3 separate regions of the Homo sapiens genome follow, and regions 2 and 3 are each linked to region 1. A link is a loop called in an ENCODE intact Hi-C map of the cell type or tissue named here. Cell type or tissue: natural killer cell. All regions are shown on one strand. Each heading gives the region's core, and the rest is flanking DNA. Links, peaks and the distances in the headings are about the cores only.

Evidence for each region. Peaks named below come from ENCODE experiments on the same cell type or tissue, not always from the same donor. Only the 100,000 strongest peaks of a DNase experiment are listed, where the experiment ranks them.
Region 2: it touches region 1 in a loop (2.2-fold over the local background); 2 of 110 quality-filtered maps call a loop at or near these places.
Region 3: it touches region 1 in a loop (7-fold over the local background); 10 of 110 quality-filtered maps call a loop at or near these places.

What each region holds. Positions count from the first base shown.
Region 1 is chr2:144,318,764-144,330,038 of GRCh38, reverse strand. The region is part of intron 1 of QTMAN (queuosine-tRNA mannosyltransferase); the gene reads left to right. Among named protein-coding and RNA genes, the nearest start is that of QTMAN, 8.1 kb to the left of the region's middle. RefSeq lists a silencer at 5,937-5,986. In natural killer cell, for the core only: no CTCF peak of the experiment used is centred there; DNase peaks (open chromatin) are centred at 4,708, 5,148, 5,918 and 9,308; H3K27ac peaks cover 2,158 bases.
Region 2 is chr2:144,210,795-144,222,069 of GRCh38, reverse strand. It overlaps QTMAN (queuosine-tRNA mannosyltransferase), which reads left to right. Exons shown (of 12, transcript NM_001376312.2): 3 at 10,491-10,555. Among named protein-coding and RNA genes, the nearest start is that of QTMAN, 120 kb to the left of the region's middle. In natural killer cell, for the core only: no CTCF peak of the experiment used is centred there; a DNase peak (open chromatin) is centred at 5,609; H3K27ac peaks cover 853 bases.
Region 3 is chr2:144,178,683-144,189,957 of GRCh38, reverse strand. All of the region lies in intron 4 of QTMAN (queuosine-tRNA mannosyltransferase), which reads left to right. Among named protein-coding and RNA genes, the nearest start is that of QTMAN, 150 kb to the left of the region's middle. In natural killer cell, for the core only: no CTCF peak of the experiment used is centred there; a DNase peak (open chromatin) is centred at 6,007; H3K4me3 peaks cover 526 bases; H3K27ac peaks cover 1,147 bases.

The sequences.
Region 1 (11,275 bases), core at 1,653-9,652:
GCTGTGGTGCGATGAATTTTTTACATCCCAGAGTACAGTGTTTAGTGTAGACATTTAGTAAATACTTGTTGGCCTGTGCGCACTTTCCTGGTAGGCGCTTCGTGAAAGTTCGGCTATGTCCTACTCATCTGTGTATACCTGTTATCATGTGTAGTGGGTACTCTTTAAATGCTTATGATCTTGTTGGGCTTAATCTAATTTTTGAAGGTAGCAGAGTGCCTGGAAGTCCTGAATCATGATATAGTAAACTTGAACTAACTCAGTTCCTTTTTTGTGTTGAACCAGGTACGCTGTTAGGTTGAATTCCAATATTGAAAGAGGTAGCAGGTGTCAGATACTTTAGAAAAATTGGGAGAAGAAACTTCACACTGCTAATTTTGTTCTGTAACTTATGTTAGTCACTCTGATATTGGGAAAGAACATTATTTTAGTAATAGAACACCTTAGGTGAGCTAAAATAATACAATGTTTCCATGAGAGCAAAGTGTGACAACCTGAATTGAGTGACCCTCTGACTGTTACCATAGGCCACGTTTTACAATTTTGGTTTTATTTTATAAGGATATGTTTTTCAGCATATAGACCTTTATAAGGAACGTAACTTTACTTCAGAGTTTGGACTACCTTGGCAAATTGTCCCAAATGATATTTTAAATAGTTTTAGGTTGTATTTGATATGTTATGCTTCTTGTTGGTATTACATGAAGAACACTGTGTATTCTTTTACTTATATTCTTACCTCTTCTTTTTTTTTTAATATCAGAATAATAGCATGTTTTTTATTTTTATTTTTTTTTGAGGCAGAGTCACACTCTGTCACCCGGGCTGGATTGCAATGGTGTGATAGCAGCTCACTGCAGCCTCCGCCTCTCTGGTTCAAGTGGTTTCCTGCCTCAGCCTCCTGAGTAGCTGGGATTACAGGAATGCGCCACCATGCCTAGGTAATATTTTTTGTGTTTTTAGTACTGATGGGGTTTCACCATGTTGGCCAAGCTGGTCTCGATCGCCCGCCTTGGCTTCCCAAAGTGTTGGGATTATAAACGTGAGCCTCTGTGCCCTGCCTGGTTATTTTTTAAAAAAAAACTGAGGAAAATTTTCAAGTATTTCTCTTGGAAGTACAAACCAACACTCCATTCTTTGAATCTCCGGAGTAAAATTTGGGCTGAGCAGATGCAGAGCCAATTCCATAGGCTGATTCCTAGTTGAACATGTAGAGTCATAGAGGTAATAGCTTTCATAGGGACGTCTTTGAACTACTTTCTTTTTTTTTCTTTCTACTAATATTACTGAAAGCAGTTGTACGGTAGAGTAGGATGGTGTTTAATTTATAGGAAGCAAATCAGCTCACATCTGTAATTGCTGGTTCTGATGTCAGTCCTAGTCTGCCTGGCCTACTCACTGCCAGATCAGTTTCTTCTATTCAGACCGAAGATATTTTAAGACCTCTGTCACCTACAACGGGAAGGATCTGGAATTATTCTGGTGCCCTGAGCATCCATTGCTCACAAAGGTATGCTGTCTCACTATATCCTTTGGATGTACTCAGTTTGCCTGCAAGATTTTCATTTTTAAAGCACTTTTCTCATAAGGAGTTTTGAAATAATGACAAACACCTTAACTAAGTGTGTGTGAGGCATCTAGAATATTTCAAAATAGTTATAGATGGAGTTAGGATATAGAATCAGACAATTAGTAAGAATATCTAGTGCTTTTCCCCTATGCTGTGTAGGATCACACAAGTCATTTAAACAGACGATAATTTTTTTTGAGTGTTTAAAAAATAACCAGAGCCAGATGTGGTGGCTCATGCTTGTAATCTCAGCACTTTGGGAGGCCAAGACTGGTGGATCACCTGAGGTAAGGAGTTCGAGACCAACATGGCCAACATGGTGAAACCCCATCTCTACTAAAAATACAAAAATTAACCGGGCATGGTGGCACGTGCCTGCATTCCCAGCTACTCGGAGGCTGAGGCAGGAGAATGGCTTGAACCTGGGCGGTGGAGGTTGCAGTGAGCCGAGATGGCACCACTGCACGCCGGCCTGGGTGACAGAGTGGGACTCCATCTCCAAAATAAATAAATAAATAAATAACCAGAGAAGCAATTCCACAGTCTTTTCTTAGTAACTTATAAATAGTCCATAGAATTTATGTTTCTTGGGTGGTTTATTTTTGTATTCCAGGTCCTTTGTGGAACTGGAACCTTGTCTTAAGCATGTTTAGGCATCCTAACAGCTTGATCTCCCTCTCCTTGCTATCTCCCCTACCTTTAGGGGGCTGGGACCTATTCTTATCCATAGGTAGGTGGTTGGGGTCTTGCAGAGCCAAGATCCTGTGATACTGTTTTCTGGACTCACATCACCAGATTGACCCTTTAGATACTGAGATCTAGGCTCCATGGCTGCTATAATTTGAACTTTTTTGAGGGTCAGCTTTTCATTTGCATGAGGGACTCTAGGACACCCTGGATTCATCCAGTCATGAGTTAGAACGCCTTTCCTGACTAGCCAGCTGTTGGATTCTTTGCTTTCTTAGTGGAGACACTTAAGGATGTCTCCCATAAATCGGTGATTTTTATGCAGTTCAATGGTAGCTCGTTATTTTTCAAGTGTTTAATTTTCTGCCTTTTTCTTCTCTTAGTTTTGAGCTTTCATTTGTTCAGGTATTGGGGTTCTCACCACCCCGTGTTTAGGTTCTATTAATTTGCTGGAGTGACAGAACTCAGGGAAACACATTTACTTGTTTATTATAATGGATATTGCAAAGGCAAACAGATGAAGAGACGTGTGGGGTGGGGTATGGGGGAAGGGGTGCAGACCTTCCATGTGATCTCTGAGTGCATCTCTCTCCAGGAACCTCCATGTGTTCAGTTACCTGGAAGCTCTCTGAACTCAGTTCTTTTGGGTTTTTGTGAAAACTTTATGACAGCATTCCTTCCTCCAGGGTATAGAATGGGATCCTCTGTGGGTTGGGGGCAGGGCGTGTCTGTCTTGGGGCAGGAGAAGGTCAGAGGCTTTCCCTGAGGCCTAACACACCCACGTCGTAGCAAAAGACTGGATCAAGGGCTGTGGTAGTTATGAGCCAGGAACCATGCATGGAATCTTCCTCTCTCTCTCATCTTGCTCTCTCTCTGTGTGGTATATATAAAATAACATCACAGGTATCTATTACACATTCCTCAAGCAAGGTCATTATCTGTCTTTACATCTAGATCATGTGTACCCCAGGGTTGGAACTGAATCTGTCCAGTTCCCTGGAGGTGTCCTTAGCACTCAGTACATATAGCAGGTGATACATATAGATTAGATATAAATTTCTCCCAACAATAAGTTCTGTTATCAGTGTGGGAAGCCAGTGTTCATATAGAAGTTTAAAATTAATTCAAGAAGCTTAGACGTTTCATTGCCATCGTTAGTACTGGAGAGTCTGTGTTTTTTTTTTTTTTTTTTTTTGAGATGGAGTCTCACTCTGTTGCCCAGGCTGGAGTGCAGTGGCGCAATCTCGGCTCACTGCAAGCTCCACCTCCCGGGTTCACGCCATTCTCCTGCCTCAGCCTCCCGAGTAGCTGGGACTACAGGCACCCACCACCATGCCCGGCTTATTTTTTGTAGTTTTAGTAGAGACGGGGTTTCACCGTGTTAGCCAGGATGGTCTCAATCTACTGACCTCATGATCCGCCCGCCTCACCCTCCCAAAGTGCTGGGATTACAGGCGTGAGCCACCGTTCCTGGCTGAGTCTGTGTATTTTAAATTGTAGGCATATCCATGTAAAAAATGGCATCAGTCACCTGACAGGACATTTAATTAAGAAGAAAAGTTATATAATTTTCACTATGTTGCCTTGTAAGGCATTGGAGATTTCAGTTTTTCATGAATTTGATTAATATGTATATATTTCTTACAATTAGTTTTATTATGAAGAAGTGAGTTTAATGGCCCTATTTTTGTTCATTAGTAATTGTATACTAAAGAGTAAATTCTCATTAAAAGGCCTTTAAATGCCTGCTCATAAAGAAGACAGACCTCTGATTTTGTTCTCTATACAATCCCAGTTATTGTTTTGAGGCAAGTCATCAAACTCTTTAGTAGTCTAAACCTTTAATTTGGTTTCAGAACAGTAGTCATGTATTGAACACCCAAATTACCATGTCTGTAACAAGTAATGCAAACACTCCGTATTAAAAATGCAATGACTGCAACTGTTTTTGTAAAATTTCTTGTGCTAATTTTTTAAAGAGGACTTTTGAATTAAGTTTCTCATGAAGGCCAAAATCTTATACTTTTAATGGTAGTGGAGTGTGTGTATATGTGTAGAGGCGAGGGGGTGGTAATTTTTGCAGTGGTATTTTTAAGTGGACAGTTTACTAATTATGTTGAGGTAAACACTTTACAACTCTAAAAGGAAAACTTCAATTATCTGAATGAAATGAGGTACATGAAATTAATTCAGATAAGTGGGGGAATCTTTGGTGTAAATGATGCATGTCAAGGTACATGACCTCAATCTTGATTTTTTTTTTTTCCTTTTTTCTTTTTCTATATATCTGTTAGCTGCTTACGAGATTGTGATTCTTTTAGGTCATGTTAGGAATCATTGATGGGGGAGGCAAAGTTGCTCTATAGTTTTGTTTTTTCTTTGCTACACAGGAATCCAGAGTGTGGTATTCTGTGACGAGTATAATTGCTCATCTCTCCCCTGCACTGCCTGCTGTTTTAGGTGGTACACCACAGCCTTCCATTTTGTCACCTTCCTGTCAAAAGTGTGTGTGACTCCTTAAGAATACAAGTTGTTTGAAATTAAAGCCACACTCCTCTGTCCAATCTCAAGATGTTTATAATTCCTAAAAGTTGAGTTACAGCAGGTTATAAAAGATATGGGATTGAGGTAGATGAACCGTGATTCCTTCTCTGTCCTCCTTTGGGTTTAAATATTAAGCAGCTATCTTGTAGTGTAGGCCCTTAAAATAGAAACAAAGGGTTGGGGCATGATGCCTAGCCTTTATAGATCCTAACTTGAAATGAAAATTTTATGGATTGATTAGAGTTTTAGGAGAATGATTATCTGCTGCAAATTACTAAGGTTTGCAGCATTCCTGGGCTCCTGGCATCTGAAAGCTATTGTATAATCTGTGGAGAGCCTGTTAGGTGTGATGACGTTTGTCTTCTAGGCTTTTTTTTTTTTTTTAAATGGAAGCAAGCATGTCTCAGCCACAGAGATGTGTACTGACACCTTATAAGTGAATTTACTTTTTTCTTTACTCAAAGCACCTGAAAACATGGCTCTTTATTTTCAGTGTGCACCAGCTTCCTTTTCACCTCTTGGTCTTTAAGATACAAGGTGATTCATATCTTGATTACCTTGGGTAGGTGGGTATGATATCAGCAAGCTCTGTGTCCGGACCTTGTGAGCAATTCCTAGGTCATTGCCTGAGGCCTTCTTAAATATATGCAGGTAATGTGACTGCAGATTTTGGGTTTCACAGTCAGTCCAGATTGATTTTGACTCTGGGCCATTTATGAGCAGCAAGCCTTTGCGGGGAGTTAGTAACTGCTCCGAGTTTCAGTTTTCTCCTATCTGATGGGGGGGATTAGTCTTTTTTAGTGTTATCTTTTTTTTAGTAACTTAGTTGTATTAATCTGTTGTCGTATTCAAATGGTGTGAATTAATGAACTATCTAGAGCATATCATTTTAAAAGGAAGTAGGTTTTGTACTATTTAAAGACAGAGGTAATCAAATTAGTAAAAATCTTTCCAAATAGAGGTCTTACTCAATTGACTTTAAAACTGTATAAGACTCTTGTAGTTATCAGTTTATTTATATACAAATAATACACTCCTGCGTGGTATAGCAAGGCAGAGTATGTATTGTATTCTGTAGTCAGACAGACTTGTATTGGATGATTCATCACTTTCCACTTCGGTAACCTTGGGCAGGATACTTTACCTATTTGATTCAAAGTTTTAGTCTGTAAAACTACTAATGAAGATTTAAAGAATAGAGATGTAAAGAACAATAAAGGGTAATAAGGACAATAAAAAGGTGGTTGTGAAGACTTAAGAGGAAGGTATGCAAAATGCTTGGTTATGCCTGAACCCAATAAATACTGATAGTTGCTGTTGTGACCTTGGACAAGTAACTTCACCTTTCTTCATCACAGGTTTCCTTATCTGTAGCATAAGTATACAGCTAACTAATAGGTTTAGGGTGAGGATTAAATGAGATAATACATGTAAGTGCTCACTAAATATTAATTGCTGTTGTTATATAAACAAATTAGACCAATTTTTGAGTTCAAGAATTCATACACATATTTAGTATATTTATTATATGGGGGATATTCACTGTGGATTTGGGGATGGTGACTTATTCATAGCTTTTAGTGTTTCCTTAAGATAACAGTTCACAAATTGTGGCGTACAAATCCCTAGGGATCACTGAGACCCTTTCAGGAGTGTCCATGAGGTAAAAACCATTATCATAGTAACGCTAACTTTTTGCCTTTTCTACTGCTTTGACATTTGCCCTGCTGTTGTAAAAGCAATGATCGATGAAACTAAGCATTCTAGAAATTAAATGGCAGTAAGACCCAACTGTACCTAGTAATCATGGTATTCTTCACAGCTGTGCATTCACAGAAAAAAAGAAAAAGCCACTTTCACTTAAGAATGTCCTTGAAGAAGTGATAACAATTGCTAATTGATTAAATTTTGACCCTTAAGCATACTTTGTTTTAATATTTGCTGTGATGAGATACGAAATGTGCAAAAAGCATTTCTGCTGCATATCCAGAGTACATTGCCTGTCTAGAGGAAAAATCCATATGTGATTTTTCTTTTTGAGTTGCTAGTGAAACTAGCCAAATTTTGCATGAAGCATCATTTTTACTTGAAAGAATGAATACCAAACTGTGACTATTTAGACTTAGAAATTTGGCAGTCATTTTCTTGAAAATGAACAAAGTGAGCCTGTCACTTCAAGGAAAACAACTGACAGTTTGTTGCCAATGATAAAATTCAAACTTTCAAGTGAAAATTAAAATTTTAGAAAGCTTGTGTTACCTGCTGTGCTATTGTCAGCTTCCCAGTACTTAAAAGATTTTCCTGATGAGATGATGGGTGGTGATTTTTATGAATGTGAGTTTTTGCTATTATATGATGAATTGTGTCAAGATTTGTAATATCTGTATAACTCAGTGAGCCAATATTTTCAAAGGGACCAGTGTTACAAAATTATGGGTGAAAGATCTTTTCAAAAAGCAAGTAACAGAATACAAAGAGTTCATATATATGAGATTCCATATTTCGACTAACCCTTAAGAAACTCCTACTTGTCAAGTTTTGGTGTAGTATCAAAAAAGAACATCTACAATTATCTGAATGGGCTATTAATACATGTGCTTCCGTTTCACTACATATTTGTGTGAGGCCATTTTTTTTTTCATGTTGCTCAATCAAAACAACATAGCACAACAGATTGAATGTAGACACCAATATGAGAATCCAGCTGTTTTCTATTAAGCTAGGCATGAAAGAAATTTGCAAAGCTTTTATAACAACATAATTTTCACACAAAGCTTTTTTGTTTTTGAAAGCTTTTTTCTGTTTTGAAAACATTTTGTTTTCCTAAAATGTATTGTCTTATTACATATGTTATCTTACTAAGTTTTTAAAATAAATTGATAAATACTTAAACTTTTTCTCATTTAATTTCTAATACGGTGAATGTTGATCATTACAAGCCACATAAACAAAAGCTCTTGGGAGTATTCACTAATTTTTAAGAACACAAAGTGGTCCTGACTAAAGAGATTGAAAACTCTTTCTTTAAGGAAAGAAGGCCAGATTCATCAAATGAACAAAGTTCTGAAGTTTTAATCATTTGGGTATTCCTTTGGAATATGGACTTAACATGCCTCTAGTTTCTTTTTCTGGTTATAAGAATGTATCAGTGGACTACTGTGACATTTTCCAAATATTCAGAGGGTAAGAAGGTTTTTGTTTTTAAAATGGATGCTACCTATGTGGTTGCCATACCAAATTGAGATACAGTTAATGGTCATTCTTGTCAGCCTGTTCACACTTGATACCACTCTATTGGTTGTGAGGTATACCTGTGGTTTTGGAGCTGTTCACCATGGCAGATTACTTCAGGGTTGTAGTGACTCTCACTTTACAGAAGAGGCAGGAGGATTGCTTAAGCCCAGGAATTCGAGTCCAGCCTGGTCAACATAGCCAGACCCCATCTCTACAAAAAATTTAAAAAAAAAATTAGCCCGGTGTGGTAGTGTACACCTGTAGTCCCAGCTACTTGGGAGGTTGAAGTGGGAGGATTTCTTGAGCCCAGGAATTTGAGGCTGCAGTGAGCTATGATTGTGCTGCTGTATTCAGCCTGGGTGACAGAGTGAGACTCTGTCTCTTAATCAAATAAACAAATAATAAACCAATTTTCTTTGAAGTCCATACGCTAATCCGTCCTGACATTTTTAAAGCTATTTTCTAGTACCGTCAATCTACAATTTATGACTGCGTTTGTGAATTAACTATCTGCAACAATGTAATATGAATTACAGATGGGTTCTGTAGTGCCATTAATAGTATGAGTGTTTCAGCCTCATTATGGACTAATTAACATCTTTTTGTGTGGAATTATACTTTTGACTTCTAGAAATCTAGCCAAACACATTCCTCCATTGCAGTCCAGCAGTGGCAGGAAACTCTTCTTTTTCCCTCACAACAGAAACAGGGTTGTTAAAGCTTTAGTGACAGCAAGAGAGGCGTTTTGAAGCAATGCTCAAGAGACACAGATATCTTGGGCATCCCACGTGGGTGGTGGGTGATAGGTAACGCTTTCAGATGAAGCAAGTATAGAAACTTTGGGCCAACTAGCAGTGTTGGAGGGAAAAAACGGATATTCTGGATACTACTTGGTTGTGGGGGGTGATATATTCTCTTTTGGAGCAGATGCTAAAACATAAGAGATGTTTTAAGTTGGGTGTTTCTAAGTTGGGAAATCCATCTATATAGATAAAATTTTCTTGGTCTCTTGTTATATGAACTGAACTCAAATAACAAAAAGACAGGCCAGTTGGGAATGTTGAACAAGTCTTTGGCCAGAAGTTTCAATGTAAAATGAAAGTGATGAACTTCAGGGGCAATCATAACCAGGAGGAACAGTGGAAGCCAAGAGGAGTGTTGGAATATGCAGACTGTTCACAAGGTGCCCAAAACAAATCCACCATGCAGGATGGCTGTTAGAGCAGGCATAGAACTGATGATCAGCTGGCATAGTTCAAAGAATGCCGTGACTCAGCCCCTTGCCCACATGTCTTTGGCAGGAAATACTGCCAGACTAGACTGATGTCTAGTACAGGAAGTCCATTACAGAGAATGGTTGATATAAAGCAGAAATTCAGAACCAGGAGAGTTTGGGGACATGGAGCAGGCCAAAGTTGGAGAACTGGAATTTGACCTGAAGGTGAGCTCCTTGTCCTCTTCCTGCCCAAAGTCAATATTAACCCCTTGGATTGAGGCAAAACTGAGCCAAAAGGGAGACCAAAGTGACTAGAGCTGTCTGCATTGTAGTAACAGGTCTGGCCAAACAAATACTTGTTAGTTGAATGGATAGAAGTAAGACAGGGAAACATTATAGTCTTTCCACTTAGGTTCTTCATGTGACATACACTAGGTATCATGTTACCTACTCACCAAAAAAATAATTTAGGCCAGGGGTTTGCAAACTTCTCCTTGGAAGGACCAGGCAGTAACTATTTTAGTCTTTATGGACCCTATGGACTCTGTTGCACCTACTCAAGTTGGCCACTATAGCCTGAAAGTAGCTGTAGAAGCATACCTAAATGAAAGAATATAGCCATGTTCCAATAAAGCCTTATTTATGGAAGTGGAAATTTAGCTTCATATAATCTTCACATGTCACAAAATATTAGTCTTCTTAAAAAATCTGGTTTTTCAACCATTTACAAATATAAACCCATTCTTAGATCATAGATATACAAGAACAGGTTGCATGCCGGATTTTAGTGCCCAGGCAATAGTTTGTTGACCCTTTTCAGGCAAATAAATTACTATCAGTCATGATGCTGAAAGCTTAGCAGTGCTGAAATAGATGTTTTATAGGACGATGCTGTTGGTGACACTGTCTTATTTTATAGGTGACACTGATGATAAAAATCCATCCAAGAATTTATATGTGACATCTGCAGCAGGTTCAAATCTCTCAGCTATGAGACAAACTGGATACTTCCTAAGGATTGCCATCTATTATGCACAGAGAGCCAAAATCCGTTACTGAAATTGTCTGGGTGAGCCGCCTGCTGGGTCCAGTGATGCACTGGTAGACAAAGGAGTTGAAAAAGAAGTGTGGCATATTCTTTGGATGACTGGCAGAGTGTGACACCAGTATGGCACCAAGCCCTACTATGATTCCAAGGACTTCAGGACTAAAAATATATATATATATAAATGAAAAAAAATTTTGGTGGTATTGGTTGGTGTGGTTGAAGTAAATTTGAGCTTTACTTGGGGAATGTGTATTATATTATCATTCCATAATGTAATTCCTTTGGTAATCAAGCTTTAAAGATCTTATATCTATGAAACTCATATAGTTATCACCTTTTAGTATTGGGTTATCTCACTGTAAGGGAAATACAGTAAAGAAAAACATCTGTTGACTAAAAGGGTTAATTTCAGGACTATGATTTTCATGTGGAAGTGTTTGCCTGGAGGATTCTTGAAATTTTGCCTTCATCTAGAGTATTTAAAATGTTTCTATTTGCAAAAAGCTATTATACTCAGAATTTTCTAGGAAAACATCCTTTTCAGTGGACTCTTCAATAGTAAAGAGTCACACTGTATGGTGTTAGTGTCCATAGAACAGTTGAATTCATAAATTAATATTTTTAGACCTATCAACTAAATTAAATTCACTTAAAATGATTTGGCAAGCAGGTATGAACTGAAAATAAACCTATGTATTTTTGTTTTTTAGAAGTATTGAATCAGAAGAAATTGGAACATCAAAGTATTCTCTGAACCAAATTGATGTTTTATTTGGTTGAGAGTCCTTACTTTTGGTATACTATTTATACCAGTAATAGAGTATTTGAAAGCAGTGCTGGGAAATGAGGTGCATGGATTCTCTCAATGTTGAATCCCATTTTTTTCCCTCAGTGAATCTTCAACATTTTTAAATCTTAGCATTCAACAAAAACTCTACAGCCTAGATATAAACCATAGATTACTTTTTATATAGCA
Region 2 (11,275 bases), core at 1,212-9,211, 110 kb after region 1:
AACAAAAAACTTTGAGTTTATATTTTACTTCTTCATGTTCCATTTCAAAACTGTAAGTACCAAAATAATTATTTTAGTTTCTAACATACTGTCAAAGTACAGCCTCAGATTCCTTATATGTAAGTAGAGACTTTGATCAGTTTACAACTATTTAATAAACAAGTACATTTTAAGATTGAGAATTACTTTTAGTTCATATATTACTTAAACAAGCAGTATTTGCAAACTAAATGATGCTGTTTTGAATCGCTATAGCACTATTAGTTTTAACCCTTGTCGATTAGTTTTTAAATGAATTTCCTTATAGCAATAGTAGTTATAATAATTTGAAAAACACTTGCAAGCTCCTGGAAGGGAGGACGCCTTCAGTAATTGGGAAGTAGTTTGTTATATCAAACAATTTGGCCTCCTTCCCTAAAGTTAAGAAAAATGTTGTAGCTTCTTTTAATTGAAGTTGAAACATATTCAATGAAGATAACTTGAAGAATAAAATGAAGCACAAAGAGGAAAACAAAATGATTCCCAGTTTTACCTCAAATGATCATTTATGTTTGCGTGTGTGCATGTACTCTTTCTCTCGTATTATGATATATTCATTTCATAATATGTTTTTATATATTCATTTCATGCAGTCATGCAATAGTGTAAACATTTTCCCATGGCAATATATATTCATTATATTTTTTGATCATTAATCATTTAATCATGAGATCCCTTTTTGTAGGATATTTTGATTGTTTTTAATTGGGGGAAAGACTGCAGTAAAGATTTTTGGTAACTTCCAGGGTTAATCCTTAAAAGTGGTATTGCTGAATCAAAAGATATGCATAGTTTTCAAGCTTTTTGTATTATGATGAAAAGTGATAGAATATTCTAATACTTTAAAGCAAAGCTAACCATATGTATTAGTCGATTGGGTAGCAGCTTTCAGTCTACATTTTGGAGACATGAGAACAGTCCTTTTTTAATTCACAAACTATTCTTTGCATCTACTGTACAGATGGTTGAAATTTCACTATCACCTGTTGTTCTCTTGTAACATACAAGTACTCCTGGGAGAGGTAACACATTGTACCCCAGCAGGCATTTACTCCAAAAAATATGATGTGGTTTATCTGATATTTTAAATTTAATTCTTGCAAGTGAAGTTTGGAAACAAGGTGGGTACATTGAACAAGGGTAATGCAAGAGGATAATAGGATACTTCAATTCTATCAAGATCAATTCAACAACTATTATAGAAAATAGAGGATATTATATGCCTAGTTTTAGTAGTTTGAGTTATAAATTCTCTCTAAAATAATTCAGGCTGTTTGTTAACTGTGAATGCTGATTAATCCAGTAGACAGACTAATGATCCCATATATGGTGTATATATGTGCTGGAGAGAGATGCAAGGGGGAATTAACTAACTCCTAAGTAACTTTACTCTGTTTGAAAACACTGTTTGCAAAGTGTGAAATTACTTTAAGAGATGGTGAGGATGCAGTGTGCAGCTTTGGGTAGTTTGTAAGGAATACTCTGGCTATAGGGTCTCTGCTTCATTAGACAAAATATTTGTATCATTGGAATGTCTCCTTGAAAAACCAGTTGATAAAGAGATAGGCAAGGCCACTAAATAGATAAAAGTCACAGTGCTTGTTCCAGTCAGGAAACTTCAAGCTGTTGATATGGGAAAGCCCGTGCTTCCTCTGCAGAAACTTTGGACAATAGTAGACCTTCTAGAAATTATACACAGTTGTCTATGTATACCTTTTCTTTATTTAATAGTTTCAATCCTAAATATCTTCAGGATTAAAAAAAAATCCCAATCTATTATTAACAGACTGACTCTTTTTCTTATAATAGTGGGTAGCTAATAATATGCCTCTTGTGATATTTAAAAATAGTGATACAGCTCTCATTACCACATCTATTAGTCCCAGATTTACTCAGCCCTGGTCTAAACTGGGTTTCTGAGCTTTTTAAACTTTAGCATTAAAGATCTCTAGACTCTGTCCAGTTTTTCTGGTGTTGCCTTTGTAAACTGTCAGCACGTGTCTTAAACTATTAGCAAATCAGAAGATTATTAAAAATATATATAGTGACTAGAAAAAGAACTCCTTCAAAAAATAAATAGAAGAAAATGTACTTTTACTGAATACTTTGAATACCTATCTGTATTCATGTAGAATGTTGGAGATGAGAGCAGTATCAATAAATATGTTAACTGATGCAGCTTTTATTTTATTGTAAATTTATTTTTTCTGAGACAGGGTCTCACTCTGTCACCCAGGCTGGAGTGCAGTGGCATGATTTCGGCTCACTGCAACCTCCACCTCCCAGGCTCAAGAGATCCTCCTACCTCAGCCTTCCAAGTAGCTGGGACAACAGGCATGTGCCACCACACCCAGCTAATTATTTGTATTTTTGTAGAGACGGGGGTTTTGCTATGTTGCCCAGGCTGCTCTCAAACTCCTGGACTCAAGCAATCCGCCTACCTTGGCCTCCCAAAGTGCTGGGATTACAGGCATGAGCCATTGTGCCTGGTCTGATACAGCTTTAAAACATGGTTTTGTTGATTTGGATGTTAAAGGACAGTTTCTAATACTGGCTTCACCTCACACTTCCTAACACTATTTAAAAAGTCTGTTACTGTAGGCCGGGCACAGTGGCTTACGCCTGTAATCCCAGCACTTTGGGAGGCCGAGATGGGTGGATCACCTGAGGTCAGGAGTTCGAGACCAGCCTGGCCAACATGGTGAAATCCCGTCTCTACTAAAAACACAAAAATTAGCCAAGCATGGTGGTGCGTGCCTGCAATCCCAGCTACTTGGGAGGGTGAGGCAGCAGAATCACTTGAACCTAGTAGGTGGAGGTTGCAGTGAGCCGAGATGGTGCCATTGCACTCCAGCCTGGGCAACAAGAGTGAAACTCCATCTCAAAAGAAGAAGAAGAATTAAAAAAAAGGTCTGTTACTGCAAAGTGATTTTTCACTGATATAAAATGAATATTAAAAACATCAAATGTGTCTAAGGTTGATCCATTTAAGGATATCTATTTCTAGTTCTTCAGTCTCTTATGGAAATTCCTCTTTCTTCTCCCAAATGTTTACCTGATATTCTTTCACCTCCTGAGATGCTAGGATTTTGCTTTTTTTTTTTTTTTTTTTTTTAGATACTTTCCCTCATAGATAAATCAAATTGAATTGTGAGATTATGGCCTTTTCATTTTTCATTAGAAGTGACTAAATCCAGTCTAAATCCAGTACCTTATACTCAGTGACATTTATTTCATCTCATCAAGGGAATGCCACCCATGTTTGCTTGTGTTACTGTACTTCAAATAGGACGTTGAGAATATTTGTATGTTAGAGTAACACTGCTATTTCTGTTTCAAAATTAACTGAAAATGTGTCTCCCACTTGGGGAGGGAAACTTCTCAATAACTTTTGTAGTTAATATGGATTAAGTTATTAAAACATGTTTGAGTATTCTTAATCAGTATAGTTAAGAATATGTTAGTCATCTTATTTTAAACTCATTTGGTGTGTATATTTATAATTACCCTGCACAAACTCAGTCTGAGTTAAATGTTGGCATAGAAGCCAGTGTAGGGTAGCAAGATAATGTTTCTGTCCAATAAAAAATGCCAGTGTAATGATTAAGCCAGTGGACTCCTTCCAGGTCATAGACATGATTATTTTTGAATTAAACATTCTTGTAGACTCCAGTCAGGTTGGGGAAGATGCTTTGCCATGGCATGGAACATAGTTTCTAAATCCCTCAGCAGGGCAGACAATTTTCCTTAGATTGAGGGGTGAAATTTTAAATAGAATTAGATGCCACCTATTATATTTACATGGTAATACAATCTGTACATAAAATTCTGCCTATGAGAGTAAATAGTAATGAGTGATAGGAAGAAGTAATTTTTTATGTCTGATAATAGTACAACTCTTGAATGAATTAGGAAGAAATCGTCACGGCCATTGCTAAAGGGTTTTACGGTTCATTGACTCAACACACATTTATTGAACACTTTCTGTTTGCTGAGTGCTAGAGATAACAATGGTAAGCAAAACAGACCTAGTCAAGTGTCTCCGTGGAACTTAATGTCCAGTGGAGATATTGACATTAAATAATTACTTGTATAAATATATCCTACGTGTGATAAGTACACAGAAATACTACAGATTGTTTTGTCAAGAGAACCTTGACTTTGCTTGATGGTAACAGTAGTAAATTTTTGAGCTAGACTGAATGCGGCTACGTGGCTGACTTCTTCACCTTCTACTCCAAACCTTTATTGGCATGTGAATCTTCAGTATTGTTTTTTTTTCCCCCTCCAGTCCTAGTTCTTAAGACCTATTATTCTATCAAAAAGGTGACTGTCCAGTGCTGAGGGGTAAAGAATAAGGGTTATATCTTCAGAGGAGTTATGATTATGTTGGACTCTGGGAGGAATCCCAAGAGATTCTAACAAAAAAATTGAAGTATTTCACTATATGATATTCAGTTACTTATATTATTGATGTCTTGGTTTTACAAGTGAGGAGGCATTATTAAATATTGTATGCAATTAATATATTAATTTATAGTGACATTTATATTCCACAAGCATATAAAACATATACCGTGTTATATATATATCATTTAAATATTAATAATTATTAAACATTTTTATTTAATCCTAAAACTCAAAGACTAGAAAATGGAGGGTTTTTTTTAACTTATATTGTATCCTGTGCCTGCAGTGAAGTATAATGGGATGCCATGTGAATATGGAGTTGGAAGACCTGGATTTTAGTCTTGCTGTCACTTACTCTATGATGCCGATATTCTTTATATTTTGTATTCTGTAAAAGAAAAGTGGTTCAACAATGGTATCAGCACTCCTTGCACCTATTATTCTGAACACACCTTGACTTCTCTGCTTGGGCATTCGTATCCGAATGGGTCAGGGAGCCCAGTTTTCTCCCACTGAGCTGGTTTACAGCCCATTTCAAGAAGGTGGAAGACTTCTGGAGAAAAGCCATCTTTGAGAAGGAAATACATTATTCATCTTGTCAAACTTTTATAAAAAGAATAATTGTTGGCAGAAAGTATTTAAAAATGTCTTTTTTTCTTCTCTGTTAAATAAAAGCCTAATTACTAAATGTGGAATGGGCTCTCTAGATTGATGGTGAGGGAATTGGCTTCTTATCCTACTTCCACTTCTCAAATTAAACTAGGATGATAATAGATCAAACAGAATAAGAAACTGCAGATGATTTTCAAAATTTATGAAATTTACAAATATTCTCTTAGGCCATTAAATGCACTTTGGCCTAGAATTCAATTGCTTATTCTGTTTCTCCCATCTCTTTAATCGGTGTTACTTCTCTTGTATTGGTAGGTTAAAATAAACACATATCTATATGGAAAAAATTATTATTTCCCATAAATTCTGCTTCTGTCAACAATAAAAAAGAATCAGTATTTGAAAGAGAACATAATAAAATGTGTCCAGATATACTTGCTGCTTGATTTAGTTTAGACTTCAGGAATAATAGGAAATCATTAGTATCAAGTACAGTGCTGTCTGACACTTGTTGCTGAGAACCTGTGTTAAGTGAAACCAGTGTTACTTTCAAGGCAGAAGAAAGCAACTTCCTGTGTCCCCCTGATTTTCACTTCAGCTCCAGAAAAACCTAGTTTGTCTGCTGTGTGTCAGGTCCTGAGACAACTTTCAGGAAAATAATAGCATAGCTCCCAGTTTTCAGATTTTCACAGCTGCATGCAGAAGCAGAACGTGTGACTACAGTGAAACAAGTATAATTCTACTATACAGAGTATAAAGGAAGTCATATTTAGGAGGAGTTCAGGGAAAGGCTTCATAGAAATGGTGATTCATGAGCAGAAATTTTAACAAAAGTTCATTAGTTGAACAGAGAGAGAAGGCTGATGGAGGTGAGATAAATGTGTGAAGTTATAAGAGTCTAAAACAGCTCTGGGAGTGTGGGTGTTTGGTATTGCTACCAAGTAGAGTCTGGGGAAGTTGGGGAAAAGGAATTGAAGTGGGAGAAGGCCAAATGTGGCTGTAGTGAAGAGAAAGGAAGGGGCCAGGAAATGAGTCTTAATTGCCATGTGTTGGGCCTTGGATTTTACCCTTAGGTGATTTAAGGTTTTTGAGCATGTCATTTTATGGTCACATTTCCATTTTGGAAAGATTATTTGTGATTAGCTTAAGGAGAATGGTGTGGTGGGAACAAGATTGTATGGTAGCATGGAGACCTACTTAAAAGGGCAATGCGATACTTTAAATGAGTGGTGAGATGATATTCCAGTGCAAAACTTTCTATTGATTCATAAATATGCTGCCACATTTGTGAATGTTGGCAAATTAAAAATATTTGTAGTATTCAGTAGAACGAATTCATTGCTGCTTTTATAGTTTGAAATCATTCATGGAATTAATAGCATTAAAAAATTGAAAGAGGGTTAATATTTTGTCAGTGGAATTAAACCACTCAGCTTCTCACAGAAAGAAAAATCTTGTAATTTTTTAATATAATGTGGAATATAACCTCACAATAATATATTGAACTTTTAATATATACTTATCCAGTTATTTGTGGAAATTGTGCATATTTGAAAACAAGTACATGACGTGCTTAGTACATGCTAAGTACTCAGTAACTATTTGCTGAGTTTGCATTTGATGCTTGTGGAGTTTTAACCAAGACACTTTACTAATTCAAGTCCTGGAATAAGTTACTAATATATGTGTGTGTGTGTGTATATATATATATGTGTGTGTGTGTGTGTGTGTGTGTATATATATATATTTTTTTTTTTTTAAAAAATAAAGACAGGACCTCACTCTGTCACTCAGGCTGGAATACAGTAGCACAATCATGGCTCACTGTAACTTCAAACTCCTGGGCTCAAGTGATTCTCTTGCCTTAGCCTCTGGAGAAGCTAGCATTATAGGCACACACTACCACACTCAGCTAATTTTTAAAATTTTTTGTAGAGATGGAGCCTCACAACAGCCCAGGCTGGTTTCAAACTCCTTGGTTCAAGCAGTTCTCCTACCTCAGCCTCCCAAAGTGCTAGGATTACAGGCATGAGCCAGTGCACCCAGCCATGACTGATACTTTTAAGCAGAAAGTTGAATTCCAAACCAACAAAAAAAGAAATGTTTTTTAGGGAAAATTAAATTATCACAAATACATATAAGATGCTAACTTTGCAAAGAGCATATATTTAAAAGATCATTGCAATTCATATAATTGGAAAAGCACATTTGAAAATAGCTTTAAATTTTCTCACAGAAAGTATGGCGTATGAGTTTTCCTACCAAATCTTGGTTTCGATGCATGAATTCTCAGTTCTTAGTCTCTACAACAAGACACAAAAATCAGAGGAAGAGATTAGCATATCCATGGCATTGAGGGGGGTATACATTATTAGCTTACCACATCTTTGTCAGTTTGAACCCAGAATTAAAGCGAAATGTTGCTATTTAAGTACATATGGTAGTACACAACTACAACATAAATATTAGACTGTATGTCTCCTAACCAAATAATGGAATAATGATCAGTATCCATCAAGTGTTAGTTATCTGCAGTTCAGACTAATGCTCCGGAAGCAGATTCATTTCTATTAGCCAAACTTTGTTTAAATTTATGTAGAATATTTTCAGTGCATAGAGTTTTATGACTGCAAAATTATTACTTTGCATTTGATACCAGATTATATTTCAGTTTTTAGAGGTTATATTCAGGTTTTAGAGGTTAAGATGAATTTGCTATGCCTGATTTTTATAGAAGAATTTAAAAAAATAACTTTTTTGTAGAATATATTTATCTTGTCTCTTTTTTCCCATATGATAATTGATTGTAGTACATTACTTTGAGGAAAGTTGTTTAGCAAAATGTATTTTTACTTCACACTCTTAATAGATTCTGTTAGGGGAATCACTGGTCACATGTTTTAAAGCAGAGATCTTTTCATGCTTATTTTTACTATTTAATGAGATTTCAGGTATATTTTAACAACTTGGGGTTTCCGTGATGAATCATTAAAATAAGTGAGTGGGCTGGAAGGTAATACTAACTTTTCTCACCCCTGCCCTATTTTACTCTGCTGGGTTGTTGGTTGCTTTTTATATAGAACCTGGGTGTGTTGGTGGGTGGAGGTGCAGAAGGGAAGGAAGAGAAAGGGTCAGTAAGAAAATACCAGGTAAACTTGTGATGACCTACTGAGAAATACCGCTCAAGTTTCACTTTCCCCAAAGTAAACCATTTAGTGTTTAAGCCCATTGTTTTTTGCTTTAACAAGCTTAAGTTTCCAAATATTGCATATAGGTAAATCAAAACTATATTTTCAACAATTGATTGAAGTTTTAAGGTATCAAGCCATATGTGGATTAGCCTGTGGAATCAATTTCTCATGTGTGTGGGATCAAAACCGTTAAAACCATCATCACTGAAACTATACCTTCCTACAACTAACTAATAACAGAAAGGTGTCTATGGAATATATTAATACAACAATTCCTCTGATTTAAAATTATTACTGGGTGTTTGGTTGGAAAATGATTTGAATATTATAGGTAACTAAATTGACGTCATATATGAAAGCTAATTATAGGTTTCAGTGTGACTAAAATTTATTTTTTTAATTGACATGATATACTTAATATTTAGCATATACTTTTCAGTAAATCACTGGCATATTGCAGATTTTTAATATCTATACTGTTAAAAACATTTCAACTACCACAGCAGTTCTAAATGCTAAAGGAGGTAGACAAAAATGTAGTTCACCTTGAAAATGATCATGGCTTAGGGAATAAAGAAATTGGGTCAAGTCTAAAATAATTGCAGGTACAGTGACAAAAAGTTTTAATAAAAATTTAAAAATATTCATAGCGTTGGTTTCAGGCTACTTTTGTTCTCTGTGATCTTATCAATGCATTATTAGTTTTTAATTGGGATGATGCTAATGGTGATTTTTCATTTTGGTCAAAATGTTTGTATGAAATACTATTGATATTTTCACATTGTATCCCCTTTCGATTATGAATATGCATTTTTGAAAAGGTAGACAATTTTTAAATAGATCATTTTGACTTCTGGTGATCTTAAATAGAATTTGAAGTGGTATGAAATTTCTATGTCACAGCTATCACTTTGACTTATTTTATATTGCCAAATTTGATGTTTAGCATTTAACCATGTATCATTAAATCATAGTATTGATAATGAATTAAACTTTCAAAAAGCTTTAATAGTATAGTAGGTTTTCATTCATCTGGTGTCATTGGGGAATAAATTGTGCTGAAGAAGTGAGTTTTTCTTTAACTGAAGCTTGTTTAAGCAGAAAAACTTAAAAATTGATTAAAATTTATCTGAAATATTTTATATGCTCTTTCAGGGAGCAAGCATGGAGTGGCCATTTACTCTTTTCTTAATGTCATATAATACTATTCTGAGCGCCATGCAGAAAGGACATGGGTTTTCTGTTTGGTATTTGTTTTCCAAACTAAGTTTTTTGTTGTTTCTTCCTTTTAAAGTGCCACATCCCTAATTCGGGTATTCTTTCGTTGTTGTTTTTGTTGTTCTTGTTGTTGTTTTGAGATGGAGTTTTGCTCTTGTTGCTCAGGCTGGAGTGCAATGGTGTCATCTCGGCTCACTGCAACCTCTGCCTCCCAGGTTCAAGCAATTCTCCTGCTTCAGCCTCCCAAGTAGCTGGGATTACGGGCATGCCTCACCATGCCTGGCTAATTTTGTATTTTTCATAGAGACAGGCTTTCACCGTGTTGGCCAATCTGGTTTCGAACTCCTGACCTCAGGTGATCCACCTACCTCAACCTCCCAGCGTGCTGGGATTACAGGCGTGAGCCACCGTACCCAGCCTAATTCTGGTATTCGTGATCAGTTTAAATGTTTCATAATTTAAGGTTTCTGGTAGTACTTGTGATAATGCTTTAAGAGGTTCATAAACTCAGGCACCAATAGGAGACATTTGGCTCTCTGCCATCTTCTAGCAAACACTTGACCACAGCCTCCTTCTACAAAGGAAACCCTGTCCTTGGTTTGGAGTTAGCACTTTCAACAGTGAGGCCCTATTACTGCTGCTTCCAAGTACTCACTCCTTATTAGCCTTTGCTAGTGGTGCAAAAATGTCTGTATTCACCCTACATGCTTCTTCTGAACATCTGTAGTATCAAGGTGACCACTTGTAGCTTTCTTTGACTATTGCTGAAATGGGCAACTAGTATATTCCCTTTATATTTTAGCAAATTCCACCATAGCAGTGAAGTGGTTTTTTTTTTCTTTTTCTTTTTTCAACCTCATGCTTATTTGTTTCAAGCAGTTTTCTAAAACAAAACTCAAGCTCAGCCAAAGTATTTGAACTGTTCTTTAATGTGCTATATGCCATTTGGTTTGAATCATATATTTAAATACCAGCTTCTCCCCATTTACTTGTATCTAATAGGAATCATCTTTCTTCCAGATTGTGCTTCAAGAAGACCATAGGGAAGAACGCATTTTCATCTTGCTGCAAAAGTTGCAATAGAAGTAAGTGGGGGAACTGCCAGGATATGTCTGTCTCCACAAAACAAGCAGAACAAATTTCCGTGAATCAAAGCCACTAAGTATAGTTTTCAGAGATGGTAGGACATAGTTATTTTCCCTAGAAAAACACCCCAAATGCAGGCACACCCATTGGCCAGCAGAAAAAATGCTCACGTAAATGCTAGTTCAAACCTGTACATTTCACTCTTCTTACTGAGCTGTCAGAGGGGTGGAAATCTACTATAGCTATAATCTTTTTTTCCCCTTTTCTGTTTTTCAGCCTCCCACATGCTTAGTGTTCAGTTCTGCCTACTGAGCGTCTTGAATCTATAGGAGCATCTACATGTACTGCCTCCATAGTGGCTGATAATTTGCAGATAACTCGTGAACCAGACCCATAAGAAACATCATGATATGTACTTTAGATTAATCATGGAAAAGGACAAGATGATGAAGAATCAGAAAGCAGTTTTCTTTTCCAATATTTATATTGCTTTCTTTGAGGTTAGATGAGTGAGATATTCTTTAGAGTGGTTTATATCACATTTCATCACTTGGGGAAATAGGTCATTTTTACAAGAGCCTTTTAGAGACCTTTTAAGTACATACAGGGCATATATTTAATACACCTTAGCATTTCCTCTGAGTAAGTCAGAGGAAATAAAGCAAGATGGTAGATATCTACGATGTGATCAAGTAAGCAAATTAATGTTAAACTGCTTA
Region 3 (11,275 bases), core at 1,165-9,164, 140 kb after region 1:
ATAAGACCCTATTATGCAGTGAAGAAAAGAGAAGGTGGCCAGGCATGGTGGCTCACACCTGTAATCCCAGCACTTTGGGAGGCTGAGTTGGGTGGATCACCTGAGGTCAGGAGTTCATGACCAGCATGGCCAACATGGTGAAACCCCATCTCTACTAAAAATACAAAAAAATTAGCCAGACCTGGTGGCGAGTGCCTGTAATCCCAGCTACTTGGGAGGCTGAGGCGGGAGAATTGCTTGAACCCGGGAGGCGGAGGTTGCAGGGAGCCGAGATCGCACCGCTGGACTCCAGCAGCCTCGGTGACAGAGTGAAACTCTGTCTCAGAGAAAAAAAAAAGAAAAAGAAAAGAGAAGGCAGTCTCCCAGGGAACAGAACATACTTATAATGTCCTGTAGGCAACGGTTGCTCAATAAAAGCGACCAATTGCCCAGAGCTGAAGTATGGTGCTGCTTATTTGAGAAATTATTAATCAGTGTTCTTTTAGTGGCTCAATATCTTTAATGCTCTGTAGTCACTTAGTTGTTATTCTTCCATCTTACAGATTGCACTGTATTGAGTGAATGGTGGCCACTGAATGGCACAGAGCAAACCCTGTGTACTGCCTTAGGGGATAGCCCTGCCCTGCAGGAGGGCCTTGGGCATCAGTATTTATATTTAAATACTCTGCATAAGTGGGGCACAGTGGTGCACACTTGTAATCCCAGTTACTTGGGAGGCTCAGACTAGGGGATTGCTTGAGCTCAGGAGTCTAGACCAGCCTGGGCAACATATCCAGACCTTGTCTCAAAATGCATATATGTATGCATACACACATATATGTACCCTGCAGGTCTTTCTAATGTGCATCCAAGGTTGAGAATATTGTCTAAAGTGTACAGTCTGGGCCTAGTACAAATAATAGTATTATCTGTTTCATTTTACCTTCACCAGTTGTAGATTGTAAGTATAAATATAACTAATAATTCTGTTTGTTTTGTTTTACTTGCCGGCTATTTCCTTTCCTCTTGTTTTGCTACTTTGAAGGGATAATTATAGTAGTATGAAACATTTTGTCCACATAGAAGCTTATTGAAGAGGTTAAATGTTCTTGCTAATTAAAGAAAACACTAATTGGACAGATTGTTGTTTTATATTAGTAATTTTCATTATTTTTTAATCAGAGCTAAAAATATTTTTAAAAGAATGCTATTTTATACTTATTTTTCTCATTATTTGAGGGATTTAAATATTCAGATGAAATTTATTTTTGAGATAGTTGATCATGCTTTGGTCTCTAGGTGCGACAGAGACAAGATATAATTATTTTTTTGAAGTGTCAGAAAGTTTTATAATTCTCAATCCCTATCCATGCCTTACCTATCACTAAAATGTCCATCACCCATCCATCCATCCATCCTTCCATCAGTCCATCCATCCATCCATCCATCCATCCATCCATCCATCCATCCGATTGCAAAAGGACTCAGCATAATGTCATTAATTTTCTTTGCACTCTTGCATGGCTGATTAGTTTGTTAAATCTCACTTTTTAGGAAAAGAAACTGATATGTTCAAAAGTCAGTTGGTTTCTCTATTTTCAAAGGGGAAATTAGTGGTAGATGGTTAAGATGTAGTCTGTGTTTTATCCCGTTCAAAGGCACTACTTTTCAATGTTGTGAAAGCTTAAATTAAAAAAAAAAATTGGTGCTACTTGTCTTTTAGTTTCACTAAGAGAACATATTTCTTGGAGTTCTTCTAATAATTTTTTTATTTGCCTGGCTATCTCTTCTTGCACTGATTTGACCATCTGTATTAGTTTCCTAAGGGTGCTGTAACACCAGAATTTATTCTCTCACAGTTCTGAGGCCAGAAGTCCAATATCAGGGCCAGCAGGGCCACACTCCCTCTGAGGCTCTAGGGATGAATCCTTCCTTGCCTCTTTCTGGCTTCTTGTGGCTCCTCCAAATCCTTGACATTCTTTTTGGCTTGTAAGCTGCATCACTCCAGTCTCTACCTCTGTTGTCACATGACCTTCCTCTGTGTGTGTGTGTCCTTTTTTATAAGGAAAAACATCATTGGATTTAGGGCCCACACTAATCTAGCATGACCTCATCTAAATTTGATTAAATCAGCACAGACATTTTGAATGGGGTCACATTCACAGGTACTATGGGTTAGGACTTGCATGTATCTTTTTGGGGGATACATTTCAACCCACTACATCATCATCATCCCAGAATTCAGTGTAATATGCCTGTCATTTTCTGTGCCTTCAGTTTTTGTTGTTACCGTTAAATAAAGGACTCTGTCTGGTATCATCATGTATAAATAATAAGCTGTAAAATAGTCATTAATTCTGAAACCAGAAGACGCTGTAAGATATTTTATCTTCAGTTTGTCAATAAGGCAATTGTTAGGGTTTGAGTTTGTACCCATCAAAACTCATGTTGAAATTAGATCCCCAATGTGGTAGCGTGGAAAGTGGGCCTCAGTGGGAGGTGTTTAGGTCATGGGGCTGGATGGCTCATGAGTAGCTTGGTGCCATATTGGAGTAAGTGAGTTCTGGCTCTCGCAAGACTGGATTAGTTCCTGTGGAAATGAATTAGTTTTGGAAAGAGCAGGTTGTTAAAAGGCCAGGATGCTTCTTCGGTTTTATTTCTTCACTCGTGTCTGATTCTTCTTTGACCTCAGCCATGTTATGTCACCAGAAGCCAGGGCCATGCCCTTATATTTTCTAGCTTGCAGAACCATGAGCTAAATAAACTTCTGTTCTTTAAAAATTATTCAGTCTCAGGTATTCTGTTACAGCAACAAAAAACAGACAAGACAACCACAAAGTGGTATCAGTGACTTGACAATAATCACGTAGATGATTGTCCACAGAGTAGTATGAATAAGGTGTTATTTGTCTGCTATTATATAATATTTTCTGTGATGTCACTTTGTTTTTTCTTATTAAGATTAAGCATCTTAAGATATTAATACCTGACACTAAGATGACATGACAAATATTAACACAGTTATGGCTTTAGAGTTATTCTAATCAAACTGCTGTCATTTTGCAGCTGAGGAAAGGGAGGTCTTGAGAGGTTAAGTGAGTTACTGAAAAGGAGAGTTAGGTGATGACATTTCTGGGTGGATTTTGAGTGTTTGGTATTGAATTCTATAACATGAACCTAATGTGGCAAATTTGATATTACCTAGAGGACACTGAAGAAAATCAATAACAGGTTTGAAAATAAATACTGAAAGAATTTGAAATAATTTAAACACAAAAGTAAAGGATGACTAAATTAATAATATTTTTCTCTTACCACTGAAGGCAAATAGAAACAGGCTCAATCATCAAGCAGATTCTGCTTTGTTTTTCAGCTAGAAAGTGTGACAGTGGGACTGTTGAGAATTGTCATGGAGAATTTGAAGAGGAATGAACTCTTATCCAAAACAAAACGAAAATAAAACCCACATACATCTATGTATTAGTTTTGTCTTACCTGGAAATTTCAAATTTTAAAAAACCCATTAGTTTGCATATTTATTTCCAGTCTACATTATTACTTCCTCCTCAGAATGCAAATCTAATTTACAGGGAGGGACTTCCACCCTCTACAACATAATCTCTGAAATCTTTGAACTTGTGGCTCTTCAGTGCCTGATTTTTATATCTGTTTCTCTTATAAAACAGGGCATGATGTAACTAATGGCTTTCAAATCTCTGACCTTCAGATTGTAGCATAATATTCCTACCTCAGACTTCCTATAGATGGATTAAGGTGTGTACCTCTAATAGGATCCTTGATATCTTTCAAGAGATGAAGGCAGAAGGAGAAACTCAGTATTCCTAGTAGATATATTGACCCATACTCTTCTGGGCATTGTCCTGGCTTCAGTTACCTGATGGACTGTCTAGCTGTAAATGAATACCATGTCTCAACTGATCTGAATCATCCTGTTGGGTAGCTTCTGCACTGACTTTTCTTCATTTGCCAGTTGCTCTGTTATTATACAGGCAAACATACATTGCCTGCCTGCCATTTGTGTACGACTTTATAATCTTTTCTACAAACTATCTTTCCTATGTCTATAGCTTTCCTTTTTGACAAATTTAAGCAATTTCTGCTCATTGATTTTTGTTTTATTTTGTTTAAAAATAATCTAACTTCTTTTCTCCTACAGACTTTTACAAGCTATCTAAAAACAAAACAGAAAACAGCTAACTCCTGCTTGCTAGTGGCTGTACATCCAATTGCCTTCCTTGGCTTGGAAAGGAAGACAGTTGTCACTCAGAAAGTCCTGTTGCATCTCGTCAGAAATTCTTAACCAGCCCTTGTTTAAAATTTCAAGGCAGTAGCTCTCGAGACTTCAAAGAAGATTATGGTTACTAGTACTCTTTCTGGTTATCAAACATGGTAATCTTTGCCTATATTTAGGATAAATTAAGGAAGAAGTAGACGTTGATGAATTAATATGGGCCAATTCAAAATAACAAGTGCATCAGCTTTCCAGCTGGTGCGTCCAATGGAACGTTAGAGAACCTCTGCATTACTGAAATCTACTTCTTAGAGGGTAGCATTGAGTTGCTGTTAAAATCATAACTAACTAAGAGTTATGCAGACCCACAGTAGATGACTGTGAAACATAGGAGAACAGATCCTTGTATGGCCTAATGTAGTTACCCTCAGTGTTGCCATTTAGTAGCTATAAGGTTTTGGAGAAATTGCTTAACTTTTCTGAGCTTCAGTTTTCTTGTCTTTTAAAATGGGACTAATAATACCTACCTTACAGTATTATTGTGAAGGTGAAGTTAATCCAAATGAGATAATATATTTTTGGAGCCTGACATAGTGGCTGGCACAATGTGAGTGCCTCATAAATAGTGCAATATTTTTTCTGTTTGTATAGCACTGTGTAATTTTCTCACATACCGTATCATTTGATCTTTCAAATTAAGAAGTGGTCAGGAAAGATGGTAAGAGTTTGGTAATAGCACCTTTTTTACAGTTGAAAAAGCTAAGTTTCAGAGTGGTAAGTCCCGTATCATATAGCTATTTACGGTTAGGTTTTCTGATTCCTCATCTAGAGCATTAGACTTTTCCCTCCTTTATTTAAACTCTTATTTTTAAAATTTACTTATTTAAGCTTCTAACTATATAGGTATATGGAGTTATACCTATATAGGGAGCCAGTGCTTTAATAGAATTCCTGATGCCCTCATCCCTGTATGCAAATGAAATAACAGATACTTAAAGGGCTTTGGAAAATAATTTTAAGTGCTAAGGAAACATAAAATTGAATGATTTTTTTGGTTAATTTATTATATTTAGTCCCTTCTGTAATTGGTAGTAAATTGGAAGCATCTAAAAAAAATCATTTCCAAAAAGGAAAAGAAATACTTCCTATAGCCATTTTTCCACTCTCATTACTGTATTAACCGTGTTCAAATATTCTTTTAATAGAAAATTCCATATTGTTTCTAAGCCTTTTGTTGAAGAATTCCTAAGCATTATAGCTCCTTATTTTTTTGTTGGAGGAACTAATTTTATTAACGTGGCAATGAAACTGACACTTAAGGAATTATGAGCAAATATTGTAGCATTTGCTAGATTATCTTTCTTTTAAGCTCTCTAAAAGAAAATATTTCTCATAATTGTTAACACTTGTAGAAAATCTTGTGAAAAAAATAGATGGAAAGTATTCCACTCTTCTGCCATACCTGGCTATTAAAAAAAGAAGGATTGGCCCACTTATATTCAGTATAGTGCATGTTTGACTTGCTCTACCTCCATGTACTTCCCTCAGTGTAAAGAACTTAGGCAGGTGTTATTAATAAAAAAAAATAATAAAAAACTCCTATTTTAAATAAGGATGCTATTCTCCCAGCTTTGAAGCTCACACATACTCTCTAACTTATCCCAGCTTTTGCTCATCTGGTCTTTAAATGTCTCCTTTCATGTGGTCAGCCCACGAGCCGTGCGTATTGCCGCTCAATCACGCCACTGTACGTAGCCATCATGAGGGTGGTTTGCATGATTTGCATTTCCTGTACTGTTTGAGCTTCAATGAGCTCTAAGCGCCACGTATGAGGAAACCACTGCCAAGTAATGCAATGATTTTAGTCAAACCAGATGAGTGTGTGCTAGAGTCAGGCTACCAAGTTGGTTGGGGGTGGGGAGGTGTTGTTAGGATATCCTGTTAAAAAAGGATTCTTCAAGATGTCCGCACATGCAGGATGTGAATTCCTTAACAAATCTGGCCATGTAATGTAAGAAAGTTACATTTGGGAAGATAAGACTAAAAGGCTAGATGAATAACCGTGTATATGTTGCTCTTAAAAAATTCAGCCCTATAGATTTTAGTATGATGCTTTAATGTGATTATTTATTGTGACAATAATAGATTTTGATGACATTAAATTTCTAGCCATATAGAATGAAATTTAGTCAGAATTAAATTAAATACATTGATTACATGTCCCCTTGTCCTGTAAAAGAAAGCTTGTATTTTATTAAAAAATGATTGATGAAAACTGTTGGACAAGTATTACAGAAATGGCATAGTAGTGGGCCAATGAATAGCTACTAAAGTGGAGAAGGAAAAAAAACATGTACCAGATACTAGTCTTCATGAAAAACATAGACAGATGGGGAGACAGACCTATATGATGCCACAAATAGATGAATATCTTGTAAGGATTTCAAACAAATGTTGAAAGATCCAGTGAAATTTTAAAAGTTGGTTTAAAAGTATATCTTATGCTTATAAACATAGTGTATTTATTCTGCTCACCTGAAACCCAACCTCTAAATTGTTAATAAAATATTGTATCAATATTAACCAAAAAGAGTGTAGGCTGAAACTATATCTAAACTCAGAAATATTAAAATGAATCTCACTAATAAGAGGGACTAATTTTTCTTAGGCTTCTTAGACTCAGATATGATATTATAATGCTTACAAGAAAACCTTCTATAGAAATCTTTTAAAGTATTGCTTAATAATTGTTTCAAATATTTCCTGTTCTTATGTATGGACAATTGAAGAATATTCTCTTTTCTCATATTTTATATATATATATAATATATATATATATAAAATATATATATAATATATATATATTATATATAAAATATATATATAATATATATATATTATATATATAATATATATATTATATATATAATATATATATATAATGTACCTGATAACTTGCTGTGGATGCTACTCAATAGTCTTTAGTACTAGTTCACCTGATTACAGCCTACTAACTAATCAGTGCCTATCAGGCATGCCCTGCAGCACTTTTAAGGTATTCCTTTTTTTTTTTTTTTTTTTTTGAGACGGAGTCTCACTGTGTTGTCCAGCCTGGAGTGCAATGGTGCGATCTTGGCTCACTGCAAACTCCGCCTCCCTGGTTCAAGTGATTCTCCTGCCTCAGCCTCCCAAGTAGGTGGGATTACAGATGTGCACCGCCATGCCTGACTAATTTCTTTTGTATTTTTAGTAGAGACAGAGTTTCACCATGTTGGCCAGGCTGGTCTTGTACTCTTGACCTCAGATGATCCACACACTTCGGCCTCCCAAAGTGCTGGGATTACAGGCTTGAGCCACAATGCCCGTCCACTTCTAAGGTATTCTAAAGAGGAAGCTTTTAAGTCACACATACCTACTGAGGAAATTGTTCTATAATTATCTATTTTAAGAAAAGGTAGACAATTTATATGGATTAAAAAACTATGTATTATTATATCTACACTAAAATGGTTTTGCATGTTGAATGTACCATGTAGTCAATTTAAGTCTGAGAATATTTTTCATTGTGCTGTGGACTGAAATGTTAAAGGCCAGTTTTTACTTTTTTTTTATTCTCTTTTATTTCCTAGTTTCCACTTTTAACATTTATTGAATTTTAATGTATGACTTAACCCTTACATAATGCTAAGTTTGGCACTTTTGGGTTGTTGCTAGCTTATCTGCCATGGGAGATCTTGGGCCACAGAGCGCTTTTTTCAGAGTCTGAATTTGAAGGAGGGCATATTTGACCCACAGAGCTCTTCATGTGTTTAATTGGATATGTTCACTAATGCTATTAGAATGTTGCATTTTAAATAATGTAATGTCATAACTGTCACATAAGTTATTTTTTATTTATTGATTGATTTTTATTTTTGAGATAGGGTGTCACTCTGTTGCCCAGGCTAGAGTGCAGTGGCATGATCTAAGCTCACTGCGGCCTCCATCTCCCGGGCTCAACTGATCCTCCTTCCTCAGCCTCCCAAGAAGCTGACACTACAGGCATGCACCACCACACCCAGCTCATTTTTGTATTTTTAGCGGAGATGAAGTTTCACCATGTTGCCCAGGTTCTCGAACTCCTGGGCTCAAAGTGATTCACACACCTCAGTATTTCAAAGTGCTGAGATTACAGGCATGAGACACCATGCCTGGCCAAGTTATTAAAATTATTATTTCTTACCAGTTAAATTAGTTTTAAGAACATTGAGCTTATTAGTGATCTTAGTTTTATGTAAATACATTTGAATAATGAATAATATTGTACCAACTTTTCTTTGAACATTTTTCTTGGTTACTTAGTTCCTAAAAAACTAGTATTTGAATCTAAAACTAAATTGTATTTTTAGATGCTTAATCCCGTGGGGGAAAGGAACACATTTTGCATTAGTTGTCTTTAATTTATTAAATAATTCTGTAATGCACTGTGTGCATAGATCATGAAAACCACTGGCACATATTTTTCTGACTTCACAACATAAGCTGGACTCCTGTTGCAGTCCCAGCAAATGTGTTTATAAAGATTCCAGCAGTAATAGTCTTGTGACTAAATAAGAAACAGAAGCTAAAGCTTAGAGCCAAACAGATACCTATCTGTTTCCTTGAGTTTAATCTGATTAAAACATGGGTCTCAAAAACATTAAATACAATGTCATGTCAGAGAGGTGGTATATGATAAATATAGCTCATGACAGGAAATGGTTATTAAATCAGTATTACTAGTGAATCTGTTATGGAAATTTCCCTTTAATTTAGTTTAAGTTCCCCCATTTGTCACCTCCAGTACATCACTATAGTTTTCTGTTTTAATGATAAATATGTTATTTTCTGTTGAATGAAAGACAATTTTTCTACTTTATCATACATTTGCTATCACTGATCAAACACTTCATACATGAACTACCTCCTCACTTTAACTAGGAAAACCAATATACGGACTAAAAGAGAATCCATACTAGTCATTGGCCAATGGGACCTAAATACAACAAACTTAAAGGCAGCAGCCACCTGGCCCTTATCAAAGGTACAAGCAGTTTTTTAAAAATGTGAAACACATCAACTTGATCAAACTTAAAATTATTGGATTTAAAATTGTAATTATTTGACACAAAAATTTTGAGAACTTCCTATTTAGCTTCATCAAAAATACCATCTTTACTGTTTGAGGAAATAGGGAAAAAGTGTTAGTAAGTATAATACACATATATTGGTAGCTAAACTCTGAATACTCTAATTTTTTTTAACAGTTCAGAAAGCATTTTTTAAAGGAGAAATATTTTTACAAAGCAAGAAGATTATTTGGCTGACTTACATTAATGAAACATTTTGGCACATGTGAAAGATTTCATCGAGCTATTACAACCACTCCCAAAAAATCTTGGTTTCCATTTAAAATGTCACCAATGTGGAAAAAATACCATCAATCAAATTGCGTATCTTTTAACTGAAGAGGAAAAAAAAAGTAAAGAAAAAATGAAACAAACAGTGAGCGTTCAGTGCATTTTTGGCTTCCCTTAAGGAATTCTGACTTAGGTATGGTCATTTATCTGTGGCCTTAAGATTACCTGTTTTTTCTGTTTGTTCCACTGTATGTTTTCATCTTCATTGGAATACATCTACTGAGTAATGTTCCTAACTTCATGCTCCACTAGCCAAACACTGGGAATGTTACAGTTCTTGTGAATGAGAACAGTAAAAGAAATTATTTTCCCAAAGAAACATAGGGATACACCTTTACAACAACAAACTACAAAATTCCATATGACATTATTCTTCTTGCTTTAAAATTATTCTTAAGAACTTGGTAGAAACAAAGACCTTCTTCACAGGAAACTTAAGTACTAAGTCCATCTTAGGAGTTTTATCCAGGAAACCTGTATGCAAGTTGCAGAAACAGCACTGAGACCCTTATTTATTAAAATTTAGCCCTTTCAATAAATGTGGAAAACTAAGTAGCTGTGACCTAACTATACTTCTTGAGTTTTGTAGGCAACTCTTGTCTAGTGGATCTTAGGCCTTTCTGTTTGCATCAGGACTACTTCACCTTTGAGGTGAGCCCGGTATCATAGTCCCAACTTATGAAGACGTTCAGAACCAGTTTCCTCTGTGCTCCTAAATGCACAGAGTGAAGGATGGTTCATGTTTCTACTATTGGCTACTTTTAGGAACATTGGGCTTAATTGTATCATGCACTCGGTGTTGAAAAATATATCTAAATCACATTAGGAAATCAAGGTTGAACATGAAAATATCTGGAGGGTTGGCATTCAATGTTTTAGCCTGCATAGAAAGTGGCAGTGAATATTTTCAAAACAATTGAGCAAGCAAAGCATAATTATTTTCAATTAACATGTGGAAATATACTGAGAGATTAAGTTATTTGTGCAAAGTTTGGCCACTTTTCAGTGTTAGGCAGTAGAAAAACCCAGGTTTATGCTCCTTCTACTCTACTGTCAGTAAAGGAATATCCCATTTCATCTGCAGATGAGAGAATTGTTTCACTCAGAAATTACACAAGTACTCTTGCTGTCTAAGTGACCTCAATCAAGGAGGTTTTTATTTTATCTCAGGGACTCAATTCTAGTTGAGGGTAATCTGAAAGACTTGACTATATGTAAGTATTCCTATTTTTTAACTCACATACTCAAAATGCTAGCCGTAATAATTTAAATAATCAAAGAAGTTTTATGGGAAAGTAACGAGTTTCTCTAACTCTCGTTTTTACCAGGCAATCAGAAATTACAAATTAGGAAACAGGAGAGATGAGAATGGAATGTTAACCTTTTGGTATGAAGCAGGTCAACATTGAAAATGCAAGAAGCCTGGATCCAGCTTCCTGAAAAGAAGCTCCTTGGTGACTCTTTTTCTTCCGGCATCAGTTGATTATTTCTAGTATCCAACCCTTTTTACTTTCTCTAAATCTCTCTGAGGAACATCCTGGAGTTTCTTTTCTGGCTTTCGTTGTAACTAGTTCCTGGCCTACCTGAGGGGATGAATAGCATTATG